Regions from separate parts of the Homo sapiens genome. Here region 2 is linked to region 1. Evidence: chromatin loops called from intact Hi-C (ENCODE). Cell type or tissue: IMR-90. All regions are shown on one strand. Links, peaks and the distances in the headings refer to the core of each region. The heading gives the core; the rest is flanking DNA. Region 1 holds the start of LOC124905096 (a long non-coding RNA gene). Region 2 overlaps SEZ6L (seizure related 6 homolog like).

Region 1 (11,737 bases), core at 1,321-9,320:
TATAAGCTCTGGTTGTCTACAGCCTCTTGCCCAGTCACTTGCCCAAAGCCATAGTTTGGTCCCCTGGGACTGAAAGCCATATCTTTTTAATCCTAGTCCATTTACCCCAGGGCACTTTAAGAACAGACAGGTCAGGCAGAGATAAAGGGAAGAGTCTGGGTGTCAAAGTCAGACACACCCTCCAGCTCTGCTGAGTGACCTTGGGCAAGTAACTTGCCCTCTCTGGGCCTCAGAGCCCCCATCTGTGAAAGAAAATAATACCCTTTACCAAGAAGGATTGTTGGGAGCAACTCACTCAGTCATTCAGCTTACTCAGTTGTTCAGGCCTCCTATATGCAGGCACACGCTAGGACAGAGGTTCCCAAACTTTCTCAACTCATGACACCCTTGGTGTCTCAGGAATTTTTTCACAGATTTCCTAGGCCAAAATACCATTTCCATTTATTAAATACCAGTTCCATTTATTAAACAGTTAGGTACAAACAACTGAATGAGTAGTTATCTCTTCACAGCATAGTAGCCATTTGAAAAAGTAATGCACATACATTAAAAGAAAAACGGTTTTTTTTATTATTAAATAATGACAATTGCTGGCTGGGCGTGATGGCTTACACCTGTAATCCTAGCACTTTGGGAGGCTGAGGCGGGCAGATTACCTGAGGTCAGGGGTTCGAGACCAGCCTGGCCAACATAGTGAAACCCCGTCTCTACTAAAAATACAAAAATTAGCTGGGTGTGGTGGCACGTGCCTGTAATCCCAGCTACCTGGGAGGCTGAGGCGGGAGAATCGCTGGAACCCGGGAGGCGGAGGTTGCAGTGAGCTGAGATCATGCCACTGCACTCCAGGCTGGGAGACAGAGCAAGATTCTGTCTCAAATAATAATAATAATAATAATAATAATAATAATAATAATAATAATAATAATGACAATTGCTGCTACGAGGATGTGTATACCCGTTGGGCTGTGCAAATCTTCTTAAACGTTAGGATCAGATGGGACTTCGCCACCCTAATTTCCTGTTCCACATTGATTTTGTCACAGTTAGCACGAGCACCACAAAAAAATCCAGCTTTGCAATGATGAGTCATCACCAAAACAAAGGTGACGTGATCTAATGTTGAAACGGTGAACTATCTTGAGCTGGTAGTTCACAAGGGTCCAACACATCATTGTGTTTCCTCAGAACTTTTTTTTTTTTTTGAGACGGAGTCTGGCTCTGTTGCCCAGGCCGATGTGCAGTGGCGCAATCTTAGCCCACTGCAAGCTCCACCTCCCGGGTTCACGCCATTCTCCTGCCTCAGGCTCCAGAGTAGCTGGGACTACAGGTGCCCGCCACCACGCCTGGCTAATTTTTTGTATTTTTAGTAGAGATGGGGTTTCACCGTGTTAGCCAGGATGGTCTCCTGACCTTGTGATCCACCCGCCTTGACCTCTCAAAGTGCTGGGATTACAGCCATGCGCCACTGTGCCCGGCCCTCAGAACTTTTTTTAAAAATCCCACAGCACCCCCTGTGAGTTCCTGGTGGCATCCTGGGTCACCTTGGTGAAAGTTTGGGAACCCTGGCACTAGCCCCTGGAAAAACAGTAAGGTATAAACAGATATGACCCACATTCTCATGGAGCCTGGGGCCTATTTGGAAAGGAGGGTGGAGAGACAGGTCTATGAAGGAAATCACAATGAATCGTCAGCACCACCTCCTCCAGGAAGTCCTCCCTGATTTCCTAGGCCGGGTTGTGTTTCTGTCCTCAGAATTCCCATGGAACCTACAGTGACATCTGTCACCACAGCTGCTGCAGTTTATTGAAATGATCTGTTTATATGTTTGTAGAATCACATTCCCTAGAGTAAGAAAGAGAAAGAATTTTAAAATATATATATAGAATAAACACATAACTCACCTGCTAGGATTGTCTCCAGTTGATCCTTGAATCCCCCAAGCCCAGGAGGCTCGACAAATGATGTTACTATTACTGTCGTTGATATTGTTAGCAAAATGAATGTGGTCTTTATCACACCTCTGCTTTGTTGCAACTTCCCCTCTTTGATAAGGACGTGGTGGATGACTCCTGAGGTAACCATCCCAAAGACATAAACCACACCACCAAAACTAAAAAGAATCTGACAAATCCGGCAAGGGTTTTATGAGTGGCTCTCCAGGAGCCACTTAGCTTGCTTAAGAGACAGCGATTCCCCGGGAGGCCCTGGTTCTCACAGCCCTGAGCCCAGAACACCTGGGATACGAGACACAGGGATTTCCCAGCCTGGACAGAGCCCACAGGTGCTGTGGCCAGACTGTGGCCACCGTAGGAGCTTCCACTGTTGAGCCGTCTCCTGTGGCCACATCTTGGCCAGCATGTCCAGTGTTAGCTGAGTTCCCGTCCTCATTTAGAAATCTCTGTCTCTGGGAAAGCGGTCTCTCACAGAAATCCATGATAACCCTAGGGGATTTGGGTAAAAGAAGGGCCTTTGTTATAGCAGAACCATTAAATGGACAGCACTAAAAACCAGCACGTCCAGGTTTGTACCCCAGCCCTGCCTCTTACAAGCACCATGACTTTATACAAGCCAGCTTTCTCACCAAAAAGATTGAAAAACGAACATGCCAATCATAAATATAAAGGCTTTTAATGAATGGTGTGCTTGGCACATAGCAAGTCGTCAGTTAACATTGGCTGCTAATCACCACTCTGTTTCAAAGCTCCACTGCTTGTAGGGCATATTGCAAACCATTTGTAACTATTACTAGGGGACTTGATTTCGAGCTTTTTGTTCAAATGTGCTCCAGAAATGTACATTTTCTTCTATTGTTAAAGAGAGGGGAAAATAGAAAAAGAAAACAGAAACGAGAGTGGGTTCGTGAGTAGATCTATAAGGCCATCGGTCCAATTCATTTGCATTCCTGGGAGAGAACGGCTGGAGTTACACCAGTTGCAACCCGAATTGTTTAAAACATTCGACCAGTGGTTTTCAACCAGAGGCGATTTTGCTTTCCAGGGGACATGTGTAAATACAATTTCTAGAGAAATTATGAGTTGTCACAACTTGTCAGGGAAGAGGGGTGCTACCGGCTTCTAGCAGGTCAGGGCCCAGGATGCTGCTCAATATCCTCCAGTGCCCAGGACAGCCCCCACCACAAAGAATTATCCATTCCAAATGTAAAACCTGTCTAAGTTGAGAAAACCTGCCTTAGATGATCTTATTTCAAAGTGTGACTACATGTCACTGCCTAGCCATGTCTCGGCTAAGGTCCAGACTGTTTATGGGCAGAAAAAAATGGAGTATGGAGACATAAGCAACTCACTCAAGGTGGTGCAGCAGACACAGGCCTCCAGTTTCAAATTCAAGTTCCTATTCCTTTGACTCTTCTGCCATCTTCTAGGTGCTGAAGATACACACAAATGCCTTCCAAGAGCTGGTTCCTGCTGGGGAAAAATTCCATATGACATTGTTTTCAAACTCTTACTGAGGACTGGGTCAAAATTGAATCAGGCTGACTTGAAAGCTAGAGAATCCTCAGCTCAAATTGCAGCTCAGCCACTTCCTGCTTGAGGGGACTTTTCACCAGTGAGTTCCACCTGAGCCTCAGTTTTCTCATCTGTAAAATGGCTGCATGGTGCAGTGGTTAAGACCGGACTTGGACCACCTGGATTTGAATCTTATTTATACCACTAACTAGCTTGTGACCTTTAACACGTTACCCAACCGTTCTGCGCTGCATTCTCCTTGGATACAAAATGGAGATGATGACCAGGCATGATGGCTCATGCCTGTAATCTCAACACTTTGAAAGAACGAGACAGGAGGATCACTTGAGGTCAGGAGTTCAGGACCAGCCTGGGTAACCTCAGGGTCCTCAGGACCCTGTCTTCATAAAAAATTTTTAAATTAGCCAGGCATGATGGTGCACGCCAGTGGTCCCAGCGACTCGGGAGGCTAAGGTGGGAGGATCTCTTGAAAGGGAGGTCAAGGCTGAAGTGAGCTGTGTTCACGCCACTGCACTCCAGCCTGGGTGACAGAATGAGACCCTGTCTCAAAAATAAAAATAAAATAAAGTAGGAATAAAGATATAATATCTGTGTCTTAGGGTTGTTGTGATAACTAAATGAGTTCATAGATATAAAACACTCAGAATGGAATCTGGCTCAGAGAATGCCCTCAGTAAATATTGTAAATGTTGGCTGTTTTGGTCATGATTGTTATTACCTTCAAGGACTTTGCAGAAGGATTAGAAATAATATATGCAAATCATCTAATACAGAATGGTTGTGCAAATACTTTGGAAATTAATTAAATGATGAGTTAATATGTTAACCATGCCAGGACACCAAACCAGTGGTTCTGAGCCCTTGCCAAACTTTAAAATCTCCTGGAGAGTTTTAAAAAGAATACTCTGGGTGACTAATTAAATTAAAATACCATAGGGGCGGAGCCAGGGCACAGGATAACCCAAGGCCATTCTAGCACTTAGCCTGGGGGTCCTGCTCCTAGGTCGGCTGTCAATATCCTCCTTTACACCCAGGTCTAACGATTTATCCTTTATGCACCTTCCATCTCCCCAGGGCGAGGACAGTGTTTAGCACAGGTTTGGTATCAGGAAATACTTCTGGAATACATACAGGACTGAATTAGTGTTCAGTTACATGAAGGCAGGGACCATGTTCGCCTTGCTCATCATTGTATGCCCGGCGCATACAATGCCTGGCACACAGAAGGTGTCCAGTGAATATTTGTTGTATTAATTCATCTGTTAATTTATGAAAGAAAATTTCCGAGGAAAGGTTCATGGGGGAATTCTTTTGTGTCGCCACTGCCACCTGCTGGTCATTTTTCTGCACTGCAGGTAATACAGTAGGGATTTGTGTTCTCTGAAGGGAGCCACCAACGTCATCAAGAAAAAGCCTCCCCGACCAGGGGGCGGGAAAGTGAGGCTTCTCCTGTGCGCTTTCCCCAGCACAGCTGAGACCACACTGGGCTGTAATGACCCGGTAACTGTTCTCTGTTCCCCATTCGACTGAGTTTTGGGAGAACAGAAAACGTGATTCTCTAATTCACTGCTTCATACCCAGCTCCTAGCACAGGGATGGAACATTGGAGGAACAGAGTCTACGGGCTGAAAAAAAAACAAAAAACAAAAACAAAAACAAAAAAAACACGGAGAGTGTATTCTGGACTCTGGGAGTTCAAAAGCTATAAAGTGTTGTGCACCGGGCTGCACTTCCCGAGGAGTAGGAGTATTAGATACACTACGGGGATACCCACGCGGCTTTAAACAGTGTCCAGATGAACTTTTTGTGAGTCGTTTGGCTTAAGAAAATTAGAAAAATTAAAACTGACATGTGAAACCTCTGATTATAAGACTATTATTATTTAGAGTGAGGCTAAATTATACTGTGCAATCTAAATAGAAAAACAAGTCAATAGAAATTTTTAAAAATATATTACATAGGCCAGGTGTGGTGGCTCATGCCTGTAATCCCAGCACTTTGGGAGGCTGAGGCGGATGGATCACTTGAGGTCAGGAGTTCGAGACCAGCCTGGCCAAAATGGTGGAACCCCGTCTCTACTAAAAATACAAAAACAAAAAAAATCAGCTAGGCTTGGTGGCGCATGCCTGTGGTCCCAGCTACTCGGGAGGCTGAGGCAGGAAAATCGCTTGAACCCAGGAGGCTGAGGTTGCAGTGAGCTGAGATCACACCACTGCACTCCATCTTGAGTGACAGAGTGAGACTCTGTCTCAAAAAAAAAAAAAAATATATATATATATATATGTATTAAGTGAACAACAGTACAATTGGTATGAAAATATGACAAGAGTTTTAAAAGCCATAAAAATAATCAGTGTATATTGGGTGCTCACTATATGCTGCCCATCTCATGTGCGTGAGCTTGTTTTATTCTCATAACAACACCTTGAGACAGCCCATTTTAAAGATGAGGAAACTGAGGCTCAGAGAGGTCAGTTGTGCTCACAGACATACAACTAGGATGTGCATCCTGAGCCCTTGGACACTTGAACCCAAGCGCTCCTGCTCTGCAATTTGCCTTTAAATGAAATGATGTGAGGTCTTTCAAGAAATATTTACTGGGCACCTACCCTGTACCAGGTTGCCAAGGATGCAGCAGTGAGCTCAGCTGGGTTGAGGACCAAAGACTTCCTCAGGATATTTTCAGAGGAATCATTAGAATATGATTGGCACTGGGTTCTGTTCATTATACCATCTATGCTTATTGTAAAGTAATGCAGACCCACCCTGCATTAAAAAAAAATACATCAAAGCACAGGCTTTAAAAATAAAAATAAAATTCTCCCTTCCTACAGTCCATCCCCAAGGCACGCTCTGCAGGGTGAATGATTCCTTGCCAGCCCTCTTAGGTCTCATCCATAAACACATAATAGAGTGCTGCCTTGGAGGGAGCCCCATGATTGACTTAAGCAAGGCTTTGTGATTTGATTCTGGGCTCAAACACAGAAGCGTTGGCTGCATATCCATCCTGCTCTGGAATGCCAGGGGGCAAACTTCAAGTATACAGATGACCTTCAATTAGTGGAAGGATTAGCCTTGGCCAAGTGTCAGCTGAACCACTTACTGCCTCATCTCTGGGAGTCTTGTGGAAAGGGAGCTACATTCAAAATCTCTGCCTCTCTCGCTCAACTATTCCAACAGCCCCTTCCCTTGGCTACTTTAGGGGTCTTCTGCAGCCACCCAGGGTCTTCTGAGTTTCTCTCTTCTATGGCACCTGCCATTTTTAATTAAATTGTCCATTTACACATTTGCTTGGCCCCTTAGAGCATGCAGACCATGAGCTCTAGAGGACAGGAATGATGTCTGATTCACCTCCTCACCGCATTGCTGGACGCATTGCTGGGCATGAAGTAAGCACTCAAGATATATTTTCTGAATAAATGCATGGGTGCCCGCCAGAGCTATCTATGGTGTCATCCAAGATGCAACTCCAGCTGCACAGTGACCTGGGAAGTCTCTTCCCACAGGCTGACTTCTGGGCTAGATTTCAAGGGTGGGAAGGAAACAGTTCATAACTCCCAGGGAAGACTGCTATTGAAGTATAAAGGAAAACCCTTCAACCTCAAGAGTGAAGCCAGATTCCTACCCGTCCACCCACTGGAGGAGATCAAAGTCCCGATTCTTCATGTATGGTGATTACTGTGACTAAAACATACTCATCAATTGATTCATTCATCTTTTCATTGGAAAAGTGATACATTTAAATGCCTACAAGGCCAGGCAAGTACCACGTGAAAGACAATAGGGAGTGGCAGAGACTGGGGCTAAAGTAAAGAATATTCCTGGTCTAACAGGGAAAGCCATTACTCAACTCCAGCCAGTCATTGCCATGTAACAATGTGAACCCAGTATTGCCCAATCTTCTAATGTTTCAGAAGAATCCAGAAATCTAAATTATTATTTGAAATCTCCTAATCTGTGAAAGCTTGGTAACTATTGTTTCAGTTGACATTACTCAAGCTGAGTAGAGCCCAAATGTAAGTCATGTTCACAGAGAAAAGGGTTCTAGCTGGGACCTATACTGTACTGTGTGCCTTGAACCACAAGTGCCGTAGGACCAGGGATTATATCTGTTTTATTCACCTCTGTGTCCTCAGTACTATTTATGTTGTTGGCACATAATAATTGCTCAATAAACATTATCTGAGTAAATAAAGGAATGCTTCCTGTGAACCAGGCATTGTACTGGGTATGAGCATATATGAGTTTAAAGCCTGGGAAAGAAGTGCCAGAAAAGATTCTGAAGTTATGATGATGATAAGACAGAGTTCCAAGGACAGAATTCATGCCTTTGGGGAGCAATCTGGGTCTTGAAGGCATGCTTGAGATTCATCGTGCAAAATGAGACGCTTCAAACAACACGTTTATTATCTGACAGTTTCTGTGGGTCAGAAATCTGGGCATAGCTTAACATGTACACCCATGTTCATAGCAGTATTGTTCAGAGTAGCCAAAAGGGGAAGCGACACAAGTGTCCATCGATGGATGAACGAAAAACAAAGTGTGACACCTGCCTACGATGGAATATTAGCCTTGAAAAGGAAGAAAATTTTTGACACATCTTGCAACCTAGATGAACCTTGAGGACATTATGCTAAGAGAAAGAAGCCAGTCACAGAAGGCAAATACTATCTGATTCCACTTACATGCGATAACTAGAGCTGTGAACTTCATAGAGACAGAAAGTAGAATGGTGGATCCCAGGGGCTAGGGTAAGTTGTTTAACGCATATAGAGTTTAAGATTTGCAAGATGAAAAGAGTTCTGGACATAAGTTGCCCAACAATGTAAAAGTACACTAACCTACTGGACTGTACACTTAAAATGGTTAAGATGGTTAGTTTTATGTTATGTAGATTTTACTACAATTTAAAATTTTTTAAATAATAAAGTTTAGAATGTTTTAGGATTTGTAGTCCTGTGTGTGAAGCAATTTGCTGGCTGTCCATTCCATCCAGGTGCTGAAAAAGGACTAGATCTCACATGCGGCCTGGAATGGGTTAAACCTGCAGGTTCAACTCTCCAGTAAATACTGTGATCCTAACACCTTGGGAGGCTGTGGCAGGAGAATTGCTTGAGCCCAGGAGTTTGAGACCAGCTTGGGATGCATGGCAAGACCCTGTCTCTACTTTAAAAAAAAAAAAAAAAAAAAAGCCGAGTGTGGCGGGACACGCCTATAGTCCCAGCTACTCAGAAGGCTTAAGCAGGGGAATTGCTTGACCCTGGGAGGTTAAGGCTGCAGTGAGCCGTGCTGCACCACTGCACTCCAGCCTGGGTGTCTTAGGCTACCGGGTACTTTGTGTCTGCAGCTGAAGAGAGCAGTCACCAGATGGCAGTATGGGCTTATTTGTAATAGTTGAGGCCTTTTGTTGCCAGGCTCCCAGGCCCTGAGCTTCAGGCTTGCTCTGATAGGCTCATCTCCAATGAGGGAAACAGATAACTAATTCAGTACAGTACAGTGCATGCAGTGCTGGAGAAACTAAGAAGACTGACGACTCAATTCACGGTAGGAGGCATCAAGGAAGGCTTCCTGGAGAAGGAGAAATGAAGATTGAGTATTGAAAGACAAGACGTAGTCATAATGGATGCGCAGGTTAGGTGTCAGGTGAAAAGCAAGAAGAAGATTTCATAATTAAACACCACCACCGTCCATCATTTACTAAGTACGTATGACATGCCAAAAACAAAACATCTTAAGCATTTCCTTACTTACCTATTTTAGTCCTCCAAATTCCTAGGAGATAGATATTACTTTGATCGTCGTTATGCTAATGAGGAAACTAAGGATCAGAAAGGTTATGCCACTTGCTGGCGATCACACAGCTAACAAGTAACAGAACTCATATTTTAACCTTGATTCCTCAGCCAACTTCATTCTACCTTGCCTGTATGTAATCTGTGCCCAGAGGTGGAAGACAGAAAGAACAGTTTGAGAAATAGAAAACAGTCTGATGCAAGGTGGGGATGCAGAGAGAGGATGCTGGAGAGGCTGACCAAAGCTAGATCACACGGGTTCTGAGCAGGACTCCCCAAAGATTTGCATCATCTCATCAGAGCTCCTTCTGGCTTGCATTTCAGCGGAGGAGTCCCTGGCATGTGACAACCCAGGGCTGCCTGAAAATGGATACCAAATCCTGTACAAGCGACTCTACCTGCCAGGAGAGTCCCTCACCTTCATGTGCTACGAAGGCTTTGAGCTCATGGGTGAAGTGACCATCCGCTGCATCCTGGGACAGCCATCCCACTGGAACGGGCCCCTGCCCGTGTGTAAAGGTAAAGAAACCTACTCACCACACAGGGTCCACGGGGCCTGGAGATGTCAGGCTCCTGGCTCACAGGAGTTCTGAACTTGCTCTAAAAAATTGGACTAGGAGTTCGAGACCAGCCGAGGCAACATAGTGAGACCCCCATCTCTACCAAAAAAAAAAAAATTAGTCAGGCATGGCGGCACACACCTGTAGTCCCAGCTACTCGGGAGGCTGAGATGGGAGGATCACCTGAGCCTAGGAGGTCAAGGTTGCAGTGAGCCTTGATCATGCCACTGCACTCCAGCCCGGACAGAACGAGACTCTATCTCAAAAAAATTAAATTAAATTTTAAAATAATAGAGCTGAGCTGCTGTACTTCATTAAATCTAAGATGTCACCATGACTTTATGCACCACTAAAAAAGAAAAAAACATGCTGCCAATTATACTATGACACAATGTCTTCTCCTGGCTTAGCATTTTTATTTTTACTTACTAAAGGAGCTTTTGACCAGGCACAGTAGCTCACGCCTGTAATCCCAACACTTTGGGAGGCTGATGCAGGCATATCACTTGAGGTCAGGAGTTCAAGACCAGCCTGACCAACATGGTGAAACCCCATCTCTACTTAAAATACAAAAAAATTAGCTGGGCGTAGCGGTGCATGCCTGAAGTCCCAGCTACTCGGGAGGCTGAGGCAAGAGAATCACTTGAATCCAGGAGGCAGAGGTTGCAGTGAGCCGAGGTGGCTCCACTGCACTCCAGCCTGGGTGACACAGCGAGATTCTATCTAAAAAATGAAAACATAAAGGTCTTTAAGCTTTTTATCATATATCACAATTATGAAAATGTTCAAATGAAAATATAAGCAGCCCAGGTGCAGTGGCTCACACCTGTAATCCTAGCATTTTGGGAAGCTGAGGTGGGAGGATTGCTTGAGCCGGGGAGTTTGAGACCAGCCTGGGTAACATGGTGAAACTGTCTCTACAAAAACAAAATAATGATAATAATACAAAAATTAACCTGATGTGGTGACGTGTGCCTGTAGTCCCAGCTACTTGGGAGGCTAAGGTGGGAGGATCACTTGATCCCAGGAGACAGAGGTTGCAATGAGCTATGATCATGCTACTGCACTCCAGCCTGGGTGACAGAGTGAGACTCTGTCTCAAACAAACAAACAAACAAACAAACAAAATACAAGCAAAATAAACTGGTTCCAGTGTATTTAAAACTTCCCCACCTTCAAAGTCTGGCACTTTTGATTTTCTAAATTATTACTAAATTTTTTTGTAGAGACAGGGTCTTGCTATGTTGGCCAGGCTGGCCTAGAACTCCTGACCTCAAGCGATCCTCCCTCCTCTGCCTCTGAGTAGCTGGGATTGCAGGTATGAGCCACCACACCCAGCTGTAGAATCATTTTTTACTCCAAGTCTTCAACATCCTATTTTTCCACTCAATATCGCTCCTGTTGAATGTCATTGTGTACTAAAATATATATACATTTACATACATACATAGCTCCTGTCCCATTAAAGCATCAGGGATGCAGAATTCTGTAGGAACGTCCATAACGAACTAAAGTCTTTGATACAAGGGGCTTGCAGTTACATTGAGGCAGGGCTGGGACGAGTCTGAGGCAAAAGAGGTGCCTGAGGTGAAAAATGTAAGGAGGTGACCAAGCGTCCCGTAGAACAGCCTTAAAAAAAGAGTCTCCGTACACTTCTCGCCCTAGACAGCTCTCGCCTTGCCCTAGTCCCGGCCCTGTGATCCAGCCTGGTTTTTGTTGATTTGTTTGTTTGTTTTTGTTTGTTTGTTTGTTTGGAGACAGGGTCTTACTCTGTTGCACAGGCTGGAATGCAGTGGCGTGATCATTACTCACTGCAGCCTCAACCACCTGGGCTCAAGCTATCCTCCTACCTCAGCCTCGCGAGTGGCTGGGACCACAAGTGCACGCCACCACGCCC
Region 2 (11,737 bases), core at 1,360-9,359, 66 kb before region 1:
TAACCAGCAATTGGCAGAACTGGGTCTTTAAAAAGCAAACAAAGCTGGTTTCCAGCACCATTCTGCCAGACAGCTGCCTGGGCCAGCCCTTCTTTAAAATGACTATTGGGCCGGGCGCGGTGGCTCACGCCTGTAATCCCAGCACTTTGGGAGGCCGAGGCGGGTGGATCACGAGGTCAGGAGATCGAGACCATCCTGGCTAACATGGTGAAACCCTGTCTCTACTAAAAAATACAAAAAATTAGCTGGGCATGGTGGCACGCACCTGTGGTCCCAGCTGCTCAGGAGGCTGAGGCAGGAGAATGGCGTGAACCCGGGAGGCGGAGCTTGCAGTGAGCCGAGATCGCGCCACTGCACTCCAGCCTGGGCGACAGAGTGAGACTCCGTCTCAAAAAAATAAATAAAATAAAATAAAATAAAATGACTAAATGGTTTTACCTTCCAGACAAAAATAAATCGCAAGGATGGGGACCAAGGTGGGAGGATCACTTGATCCCAGGAGTTTGCAACCAGCCATAGTGAGATCCGTCTCAAGAAAAAACAAAATGAATTACAAGAAGTTAGCAAGGTATACAAGGCCCTCCAGGGCCTGGCCCCTGCCTCCCTACCTTACCAGCTTTATCCCCCGTACTCTCCACTTGTGCTCCAAAACCCCTTGCAATTCTTTTGTGCCCACCTCTGCCCAGCCTCCAAGCCTCCATGGGTCTTCACACAGTCCTCTGTTCTGAATCTGCCTCGTGACTCTGAATCCTAAAACATTTCTGTGTCTCCCACAAGGTCACTCTTACATTCCTTCAGTTTAAAATGTACCTCCCCCAACCCTGCTTTTACACTGTTGGTGGGAATGTAAATTAATTCAACCATTGTGGAAGATGGTGCTGAGATTCCTCAAAGATCTGGAACCAGAAATAGCATTTGACTCAGCAATCCCATTACTGGGTCCCATTACATATATACCCAAAGGAATATAAATCATTCTGTTACAAAGATACATGCATGCACATGTTCATTGCTGCACTATTCACAATAGCAAAGACGTGGAATCAACCTAATGCCCATCAATGATAGACTGGATAAAGAAAATGTGGTACATGTACACCATGGAATACTATGCAGCCATAAAGACAAACAAAATCATGTCCTTTGCAGGGACATAGATGGAGCTGGAAGACATTATCCCTAGCAAACTAAGGCAGGAACAGAAAACCAAACACCACATGTTCTCACTTATAAGTGGGAGTTGAACAATGAGAACACATGGACACAGGGAGGGGAGTAACACACACTGGGGCCTGTTGCGGGGTGGAGTTGGGGGAGGGGAGAGCATTAGGAAAAATAGGTAATGCATGCTGGGCTTAATACCTAGCGTGGGTTGATAGGTGCAGCAAACCACCATGGCACATGTTTACCTACATAACAAACCTGCACATCCTGCACATAGGCCCCAGAACTTAAAATTAAAATTTAAATTTAAAAAAACTCTCCTCCCCCATCCCCCAAGCCCAGCCAGAGCACACAGCTTAGAAAAGAGAGTGTGGCCTGGTGTCCATCCCCACTCATCCTCTTAGCTGCATGTCTTTGTACAGGGAACAATCTGCCCAACTGTACATGGCATGCCTGTCCTGCAGACGGGGTTAGGGCCCGTCCTCTCTGCTCTCTTAGCACACAAGCTTTTCTCTTTCCAAGCATTCATCATATCAAATATGATTGTGTCTACTTTCCCATCCCCCTTCCCAGTACATATACAACCAGGCAGTGAGGCCCCTGTGCTTTTTGTTTCTATACTCCTAATGCTTAGCTCAGTCCTGGCATGATCAAGCCCAAGTCTTCAGGAAAAGGAAGGAAGGAAGGAAGGAAGGAAGGAAGGAAGGAAGGAAGGAAGGAAGGAAGGAAGGATGGATGGAAGGAAAGAAGGAAGGAAATGAAGGAAGAAAATGAAGGAGGAAGGAAGAAAGAAAAAAATGGAAGGGGAAAGGAAGGAGGGAGGGAGGAAAGAAAGAAAGAAAGGAAGGAAGGAAGGAAGGAGGAAGGAAAGAAGGAAGGAGGGAGGGTGGGAGGAAAAGAAGGAAGAAAAGAGAAAGAGGGAGAGAGGGAAGGAGGAGAAAAAAGAAAGGAAGGGAGGGAGGGAGAAAGGAGAAGTTGGTTTAGAGGCCAGCCGGACGAGCTTTGGGCACCGCCCTTAGGAGGGCCACCCTCAGAGTCTGACAGCAGGTGAAGGTCCTAAATCTCCCCAAACTAACTGGTGTCTTTTCTCCTCTTCCAAGATGCTCTTCCCGAGGGAGATGCTAGCCCTTTGGGTCCTTACCTCCTGCCCTCAGGAGCCCCGGAGAGAGGCAGTCCTGGCAAAGAGCACCCTGAAGAGAGAGTGGTAACAGCGCCCCCCAGTTCCTCACAGTCGGCGGAAGTGCTGGGCGAGCTGGTGCTGGATGGGACCGCACCCTCTGCACATCACGACATCCCAGCCCTGTCACCGCTGCTTCCAGAGGAGGCCCGCCCCAAGCACGCCTTGCCCCCCAAGAAGAAACTGCCTTCGCTCAAGCAGGTGAACTCTGCCAGGAAGCAGCTGAGGCCCAAGGCCACCTCCGCAGCCACTGTCCAAAGGGCAGGGTCCCAGCCAGCGTCCCAGGGCCTAGATCTCCTCTCCTCCTCCACGGAGAAGCCTGGCCCACCGGGGGACCCGGACCCCATCGTGGCCTCCGAGGAGGCATCAGAAGTGCCCCTTTGGCTGGACCGAAAGGAGAGTGCGGTCCCTACAACACCCGCACCCCTGCAAATCTCCCCCTTCACTTCGCAGCCCTATGTGGCCCACACACTCCCCCAGAGGCCAGAACCCGGGGAGCCTGGGCCTGACATGGCCCAGGAGGCCCCCCAGGAGGACACCAGCCCCATGGCCCTGATGGACAAAGGTGAGAATGAGCTGACTGGGTCAGCCTCAGAGGAGAGCCAGGAGACCACTACCTCCACCATTATCACCACCACGGTCATCACCACCGAGCAGGCACCAGGTATGCAGCCCCCAACTCCTGAAGCCATCCTGAAACAGCCATGAGGCACTCACTATGTTCAGGGCATGTGGGTAGAGGAATCTCAAGAAGCCCCGGCCCCACCATCAGTTACCGTCCATTGAGCACTGACTATGAGCTTCGCCCTGTGGCTCAGAATTAATAGCCTCATTTCATTTGTTTGTTGTTTTGGGGGGTTGTTTTAGCAAAGGGGTCTTGATCTTTCGCCCAGGCTGGAGTGCCATGGCACGATCATAGCTCACTGCAGCCTCAAACTCCTGTGCTCAAGTGATCCTCTTGCCTCAGCCTCTTGAGTAGCTGGGACTACAAGCATGCACTATGATGTCCAGCTAATTTTTTTGTTTTTTGTAGAAAGGGGGTCTTGCTTATTGTCCAGGCTGGGGAACTCCTGGGCTCAAGCAATCCTCCCACCTCAGCCTCCCAAAGCACTGGGATTACAGGCATGAGCCAGGACACTCAGCCAACATCCCCATTTTAAAGATGAGACAACTGAAACCCTGAGACCCCCAAGCAACCTGCCAAAGGTCACACAGCTAATGAGCAAGATTCAAAACCTTTTCATCTTGGAACGGAATTCTTCATTTAACCTGCTTCAAAGCCACTAGCCTTTTCAAAGCACATTTGCTTTTAGCATTACATGTATTTTCTAGACTTGATAAAATGCTCTTCTGTGTTCCAGTCTTCTCTACCATCTTTAAAATGGGAGAAGGACCCCCAATTGTCAAGCATACATGGATTTTGGACAAGTGCAATGTGGCCACCCTTCAAAGCACGTGAGCTCTGGGTCCAAATCCTGCTTGCTGTTTGAGCTCGGCCCCTCTCTGAGCTTTTGTTTACTTCCCTCTAAACTGGGGATGAAATATTATCAGTCCCTATGAGAATAAGTGGGGTCACCCCTGTTGACTAGCTAAAATGGTGCCTAGCAGGATATAGTAAGTGATCATTCTGTGTCAATTATTGCTATTTTTATTATCATGTCAATTCTGGAGCTGAGGAATTAACAGCAGAAGGACAGATGGGAACAGCAAAATGCAGGTTCCCCTAAAGCCCCCATTCCACCCCACAGCCCATGGTTGAGCTTACATCCAAGTTGTCTTTGGTGTCCTAATTAAAGTCCTTCCTTCCAGCTCTCTGCAGTGTGAGCTTCTCCAATCCTGAGGGGTACATTGACTCCAGCGACTACCCACTGCTGCCCCTCAACAACTTTCTGGAGTGCACATACAACGTGACAGTCTACACTGGCTATGGGGTGGAGCTCCAGGTAACCCCAGGAGAGTACCTCACAGAGGCTGCCTCGTCTAGCAGGAAGTCTCAGGAGGATTGTCTGAGTCAGGCTTACTGTTATGCTAACTAGTTTGGTTCTGTCTTTGCCCAACCAGGCCAACTTTAGCTGGGTTTTGGCGAATGAGTAGGAGTTCTTAACTCAATGCTTTGCTAAAATAGCTTGTGGGGATAGAGGGAACATGCTGACAAATTCTGAGGTATTTCCCAGAAGGAAAATCCCTTGATACTCTGCTTATCTCACACACACATACACACACGCATGCACGTGCATAAACACACACACACACACACACACACACACACACACACGGAAGCTCCACCTGATTCATTTGATTCTTTCTTGCTTGCTTGCTTCCTTATTTCTCTTTCTCTTTCTTTCTTGCTTGCTTGCTTGCTTCCTGCTTTCTTGCTTCTTTCTCTTTCTCTTTCTTTCTTTCTTTCTTGCTTGCTTGCTTGCTTCCTGCTTTCTTGCTTCTTTCTCTTTCTCTTTCTTTCTTTCTTTCTTTCTTTCTTGCTTGCTTGCTTGCTTTCCTTCATTTTCTGGTTATTAGGACATTTTATTCTTAAACTTTTGCCCATACAGTAAGAAAGGAAAAGCAGGGTGGCATAATGCTCAAACATCTGGGTTTTAAGTCCTACCTCTTCCAGTTAAAACTGCGTGACTTTGAACAAGGAACTTCACCTCTCTGAGCCTCAGTTTCCCGATCAATAAAATAGGAATAATGTTACTGCTTTGTAAAGTTTGGGGGAGCAGTAAATATGACAATGCAGAGATCATTTGGCCACAGCCCAGCAGAGAGAGAGGGAGGAGAGAGAGAGAAATCATTTGGTCAGAGCCCAGCAGAAATCGCGACCATGCAGTGCATGTTATCCATTATCTTCAGTATGCTAATCACCCTGAATGTGTTCCTTTTTCTCATGGGAAATAAAGAGCCATCAAAAGTTTCTGAGCTGGGGCAGGTGTATGACCTTACCTTAGGAAGGTTTTTTGTTTTTGTTTTTGTTTTACTTGTATAAGAGAGACAAAAGGTAAGCCCCTCAGCAGTAGAACCTGTAGTCTTTGCAGTCCCCAGAGCTTTGCACAAGTGTGTGGCACATTGTAGGTCCTTAATAATTGTTCATGGAATTAAAATAAACTGGAGAAAACCTGCAGTCCAGATTATTATAGTGCTTAAGAACCCTTTCCTCCATGTCATGAAGAGTATTGGACCCAGTATGTGTCCAGTACTGTGTGGAGCCTTTTACCAGGCACAGTAGAGTTCATTCATTGAGCAATTAGAATGCACCAGGCAAAGCTGTTGACACAGGAGAATATGTTGATGTAAAAAACTGATGCAATGCCTGCCCTAAAAGAGAAATACGTAGGATGCCATTTAGTAGGGACTCTAATTGGTGTTTTAGAGGTTGTTGTAGAATCGCAGCAAAGGAACAGGCAAACTCCTTGGCAATCAGGGAAGGTCTCATAGAGGAGGGCAATTTTAATGGGGCTTTGGTGAATGAGTAGGAGTTCATCAAAGAGAAAAGAGGATAAGATATAGGGCCTGAAGGAAGAAGAGCTTGTGGGTAAGGCCTGCCCTGTTTAGAGGAGAGGCAGAGAAACTAAAGTTCCAAGCCCTACTCATAAAAGCGTAAGTCTTCAAATTAGGCATTGAGACCTGACTAAATTCTCCCTTACACACACACGCGCACATACCATTTGTTCAGCCTCCCTGCGTACAACTAAAGTATCTCGCTTCTTTCTTCTCAAATCCCACAGAGTGTAAATGGCAAAGCAAGTGTCTGATTCTTTGAGATAGGGGTTGATTGTCCTGCAGTTGTAGCCACCACTGGGGAGAATAAGAGAATGGGCCAGAGAGTGCCCTAGAAATGAGGCCCCCACCCCTCACTTACCAATTTATGCAGAAAATGGAAGAATATATTCAATCTTTTTTAAATATTTTCTGAGCACTTAATATGTGCCAGGTACTATTCTAGGCACTGGAAACATTGAACAGCATGGAGAAATCCCTAACCTTGCAGAGTATACATTCTGGTAGAATGCTTCTCCCGGCTCCCTGGAGATTGGATCTCAAGCACAAGCTGATCCAACTGCTGCCTCCACTCACCAGCTCCAGGATAATCTATCCCACCCACTAGCATCCAGGGCCTGTGCCAAAGGCCCCTCTTACAGGACACAGCAATGGGGGCCTCACATTGCAAGTCCCTTGCAATGCCTCTGCCTTGCAGTTTGGTTTCACTCTATCCCCTTGGCTTTTGGGGAAATTAGGGGGACCTTGATATTCCCAGGGCTCCTGTGGGCTCGGCATGGGGCCCAGGGGTCCCGTTGACCAGGGGCTAGCAGTACCTGGGCCACTTTTCACTGACTTCTTTGCAACCTTAGAAGGCTCTGTCTCAAACACAACTCAGAGTTCCTCTCTGTCTGCTTCTGCCTGTTCCCAGGTGAAGAGTGTGAACCTGTCCGATGGGGAACTGCTCTCCATCCGCGGGGTGGACGGCCCTACCCTGACCGTCCTGGCCAACCAGACACTCCTGGTGGAGGGGCAGGTAATCCGAAGCCCCACCAACACCATCTCCGTCTACTTCCGGACCTTCCAGGACGACGGCCTTGGGACCTTCCAGCTTCACTACCAGGGTAGGGTCAGGCCAAGGCTGATGAAACATAGGCGTTTGCCTCAGTTTCCCTCTGGAGAAAAGGATTTTAAAACTTTTTGTGCCAGGGACCTCTCTGACAGTTTGGTAAAACCTACAAACCCCTTCTCAGAATAATGTTTTTAAAAGTATAAAATAAAATATATACAATTTTAAAGAAAACGGTATTACTGAGCTGCAGTTATCAAAATACTGTTATAATCTATGATGCCTTAATCTATGTGCTTTTTATTAATTCATTAAACAATGTCTTCTAGTAGTTCTTATAATTGCTGACATTTCAAAGTACTAAGGAGCATAAGAAATAGGTTGAGATATCCATTATGATATGAAAAATATCTGTGGTTTCTCTTGGTGTCAAAGTCACAGGTTCTACTACAATGTTTCAGTTTGTTGCCAGGAAAATAGCACAGCTAAGGTAGAGGTTAATGAAAATAAGCAAGCAGCTTTCCTTCATTCAAGTTCACAGGCCCTGAATTCAATATATAGATCCACTGTGCGTCCACAGACTCCTGATAAAGAGCCTTAACAGGGTACTTCTCTCTTTTCTTCTTCCTCTACTGGTTTTCCTTTTTGTCTGTTCCTGTCTTCTCTGTTTTGCTCTCTGTTCATTCCTCTCTTCTCTTACTTCCTTTCTCCTTCCTTCTCTTCTCCTCCCTCTTTGCTTGCTTGTTTTATTTCTTCATTTCCTCCTCTCTTTCTCTTCCTTTCCACCCTCTATTTTCCCTCCCTTCTCTCTCTCTCTCCTTTCCTAGTCCCCCTTTTCTTCCCCTCTCCTCCACCCCGATTTCCTCCTATGCAGCTCCCATGACCTCAGGTCTCCTTTGCCTCACCCAGGAACTTTCCCTTGGATACTTACCAACTGCTGAAACATCTGAATGGAAAGTGGATTCGTGAACCATGCAACCAGATATTGAGAGCCATCATGTGTTATATCAAATTGTCCAGACATTTGAAAACAACAACAACTCATTTTCAACTTTTCTCTCACCTGTTTCTGAAACAGGTGGATGACTGCAAAGGGGAGTGTCCACTTCATCACAACTTTTCATTGTGGGATACTGCCCTTTGCTGTTGTTGTGAATTTAAAAGCAACAACAAAAAAGAATGTGAATCATGAACTTGAATGTATTCCTCCTCATCAGTACTGAGAATAAAGATATTCTGTGCTGCAGGAGAGGTCAGACCATGGTCTAGGGTGAAGAAGCTAGGATGAATTTGACATCCTCTTATGAAAACTGAGGAATTCAGTATGTCCCCATGCACCCTTTTACTACCCCCATCTACTGACTGCGAAGGAGGCTCTTTCTCTGTATTATCTCATTTAATCCCCACCACCACCTGTAAGGTGGAGGCACTGAGTCCTTGTCTCAAGGTGACATCGTTTTGTAAACTCACATTAGTTTTCTTTCTAAAGCCCAAGCTCCTGTCTCGCAGGCCAGTAGTTCTCGAGCTTTCATATCCTTGGGCAATTCCCAAAGACCTGGTTCAAGCATCTGCATTTTTAACAAGCACTCAAGATGTGCACGCAGGTGGGACTAAACTTCCTGGGTGGTCTTGCCCCTCCCAGTCCCAGAGAGAAGGCCAATCTGTCTCTACATAGATAGAGATAGGCTCAAAGGAGGTATGGAAACTCATTTTTCATCCCAAACCTGCTGTCTCTGTTTAGGCAGGGTGGCGATTTTTAAGTCCCAAGAAAGTGCTAACCTGGCAGTTTCAGCCTGATATGATCAAAGAGAGTCACAAAAATACCATTCTCCAGAGCTCTGGAGTCCCCAGGGGCCTCATCTTCTCTCCCCAGCACAAACTGGCTCCCAGGATGTGGGTCAGGTTCTTGATCTGCCACTCCAAGTGATGACTGAGTCTGCCTCTGCATTTCTTCCCAGCCTTCATGCTGAGCTGCAACTTTCCCCGCCGGCCTGACTCTGGGGATGTCACGGTGATGGACCTGCACTCAGGTGGGGTGGCCCACTTTCACTGCCACCTGGGCTATGAGCTCCAGGGCGCTAAGATGCTGACATGCATCAATGCCTCCAAGCCGCACTGGAGCAGCCAGGAGCCCATCTGCTCAGGTATGCTCCAGCCTCAGCCGGACCAAACCTGATGGTCCAACTAAGAGGGGAAAGACCAACCTGTAGGACACCGAGAGTGACCTCAGGGAATGGCTTTCAGCCCAGGGGAAGAAACTGCTCCAAATATGGATGACTATTGTTATTTATGTTTTTATTGGAGTAAAATACACATAATATGAAATTTACCATTGGAGACATTTTAGTATGTTCACGCTATTGTGCAACCATCACCACTACCTAGCTCCAAAACATCTTTAACACCCCAAATGGAAACACTGTACAGAAAGCAGTCACTCCCCATCCCTCCCTCCTCCCCACACTCGCTGGCAACCATCCGGCTGCATTCTGTCTCTGTGGATTTATCTATTGTGGATATTTTATGTAAATGGAATCATATAATATGTGACTTTCATGTCTGACTTCTTTCACTTAGCGCTTGGCACTGTGTTTTCAAAGTTCGTGTATGTTGTAGCATGTATCAGTACTTCATTTCTTTTTACAGCTGAATAATATTCCATTGTATGGATGTCCCACATTTTGTTGACCTGTTTATTCGTTAGTAGACATTTGAGTTGTTTCTACTTTTCAGCTATTATGAACAATGCTGCTGTGAACATTTGTATGCCAGTTTTTTGTGTGGATATGGCTTTCATTTCTCTTAGATATATACTCAAGAGTGGAATTGCTGGGTCATAGGGTCATTGTATGTATAACTTTTTGAGGAACCATCAAACGATTTTCCACAGCAGCTGCACCATTTTACTTTCCCCTCAGCAATGTGACAGTACCAGTGTCTCCACATCCTTGCCCACATATGTTCTTTTCCATGTTGTTGTTTTTATTGTAGCCATCCTTATGGGTATGAAGGTATCTCATGGTTTTAGTTTCCATTTCCCTGATGATTAATGATGTCAAGCATCTTTTCATGTATGTGTTGGCCATTTGTAGATCTTCTTTGGGGAGATGTCTAGTCAGGTCCTTTGCCCATTTTTTTTTAATTATACTTTAAGTTTTAGGGTACATGTGCACAACGTGCAGGTTTGTTACATATGTATACATGTGCCATGTTGGTGTGCTGCACCCATTAACTCATCATTTAACATTAGGTATATCTCCTGATGCTATCCCTCCCCCCTCTCCCCACCCCACAACAGGCCCCGGTGTGTGATGTTCCCCTTCCTGTGTCCATGTGTTCTCATTGTTCAATTCCCACCTATGAGTGAGAACATGCGGTGTTTGGTTTTTTGTCCTTGCGACAGTTTGCTGAGAATGATGGTTTCCAGCTTCATCCATATCCCTACAAAGGACATGAACTCATCATTTTTTATGGCTGCATAGTATTCCATGGTGTATATGTGCCACATTTTCTTAAACCAGTCTATCATTGTTGGACATTTGGCTTGGTTCCAAGTCTTTGCTATTGTGAATAGTGCTGCAGTAAACATACGTGTGCATGTGTCTTTATAGCAGCATGATTTATAATCCTTTGGGTATATACCCAGTAATGGGATTGCTGGGTCAAATGGTATTTCTAGTTCTAGATCCCTGAGGAATCGCCACACTGACTTCCACAATGGTTGAACTAGTTTACAGTCCCACCAACAGTGTAAAAGTGTTCTTATTTCCATTTTTTAATCAGGTTGTTTGTCTTTTTGTTATTGAGTTGTAAGCAATCATTATATATTCTGATCACTAGACCCTTATCAGATAAGTGGTTTGCAAATATTTTCTCCCATTTCATGGGTTGTCTTTTCACTTACTGACAGTGTTATTTGATGCACAAAGCTTTTACATTTGGCAAAATTAAATATTTTTTTCTTTTCTTTCTTGTGCTCTGAGTGTAACTACTGCCATTTTTCAAGCCAAGCCAATATGTGTTGCACACCGTGCCAGAGGCTGCATTTAATCCTCACAGCAATGCCATAGGATGGGAGCCATTATCCCCATTTTGCAGATGAGGCTCATGTAGGTGAAGTCACTTACTCAAAGCCTCCATGTAGAAATTGTTGGAGGTAGCCTGCTGACACAGTCTGGTGCCCTCTAGTAAAAAGAAGTGGGCTTTCTGAGCCAGCAGACAGAATCTGAGACTTCGAGGACAGAAGGAATTTTAAGCACCTGTTGGGCGTTGTTTGTCATTCAGAGCCTTTCCTATCTAGGTACTCATTCGACAAACATCCGCCGAGCGCCCACTGTGTGGTAGGCATTGCACCTGTTGCTAGAGCTATTGCAGGGACCCTGACCCAGTTCCTGCTCTCACAGAGTTTCCAGTCAAGGTGAGGCTGTAGTATGTAAATGAGTAAACAAGGATGCAAACATGCTGGTAACAGATTGTGTTAAGGACCAGGAAAGAAATTCACATGGTGGAATGATGCAGAGTGAGGATGGAGAGGACATCAGTTATTGTGAGAGGCGTTGCAATGCAGAAAAGGTATACAGGAAGAAGCTGTGATAGAGGACCTCACCTGGGAGGAGGACAGTGATGAGCGAAGGGTCAGGGAAGGATTACCTGATAACACTCCAAGATTTGGAAGTTGAGTAGGAAATAGACTGAGGGTGGAAAATGGGGGGGAGAAGGGGGAAACATTCCAGGCAGATGCACTAGCACATGCTAAGGTTCAGAGGTCAGAAGGAACTCGATGAGTTTGAGAAAGCAAATAAATAAATAAGATCAATCTGACTAAACTGCAGAGAAAATATCAGGACAGGAGG

What was found. A loop is a pair of places that touch in the nucleus more often than their neighbours do. Peaks named below come from ENCODE experiments on the same cell type or tissue, not always from the same donor. Only the 100,000 strongest peaks of a DNase experiment are listed, where the experiment ranks them.
Region 2: it touches region 1 in a loop (4-fold over the local background); 2 of 110 quality-filtered maps call a loop at or near these places.

The regions. Positions count from the first base shown.
Region 1 is chr22:26,355,768-26,367,504 of GRCh38, forward strand. It overlaps SEZ6L (seizure related 6 homolog like), which reads left to right. Exons shown (of 17, transcript NM_021115.5): 13 at 9,605-9,799. It overlaps LOC124905096 (a long non-coding RNA gene), which reads right to left and starts at 5,258. Exons shown (of 3, transcript XR_007068038.1): 1 at 1-5,258. In IMR-90, for the core only: CTCF peaks have their summits at 4,831 (motif pointing left) and 8,865 (motif pointing right); DNase peaks (open chromatin) are centred at 4,844 and 8,884; H3K27me3 peaks cover 385 bases.
Region 2 is chr22:26,290,142-26,301,878 of GRCh38, forward strand. It overlaps SEZ6L (seizure related 6 homolog like), which reads left to right. Exons shown (of 17, transcript NM_021115.5): 2 at 2,265-3,005; 3 at 4,151-4,284; 4 at 6,747-6,939; 5 at 8,843-9,028. Among named protein-coding and RNA genes, the nearest start is that of SEZ6L-AS1, 49 kb to the left of the region's middle. In IMR-90, for the core only: no CTCF peak of the experiment used is centred there; no DNase peak of the experiment used is centred there.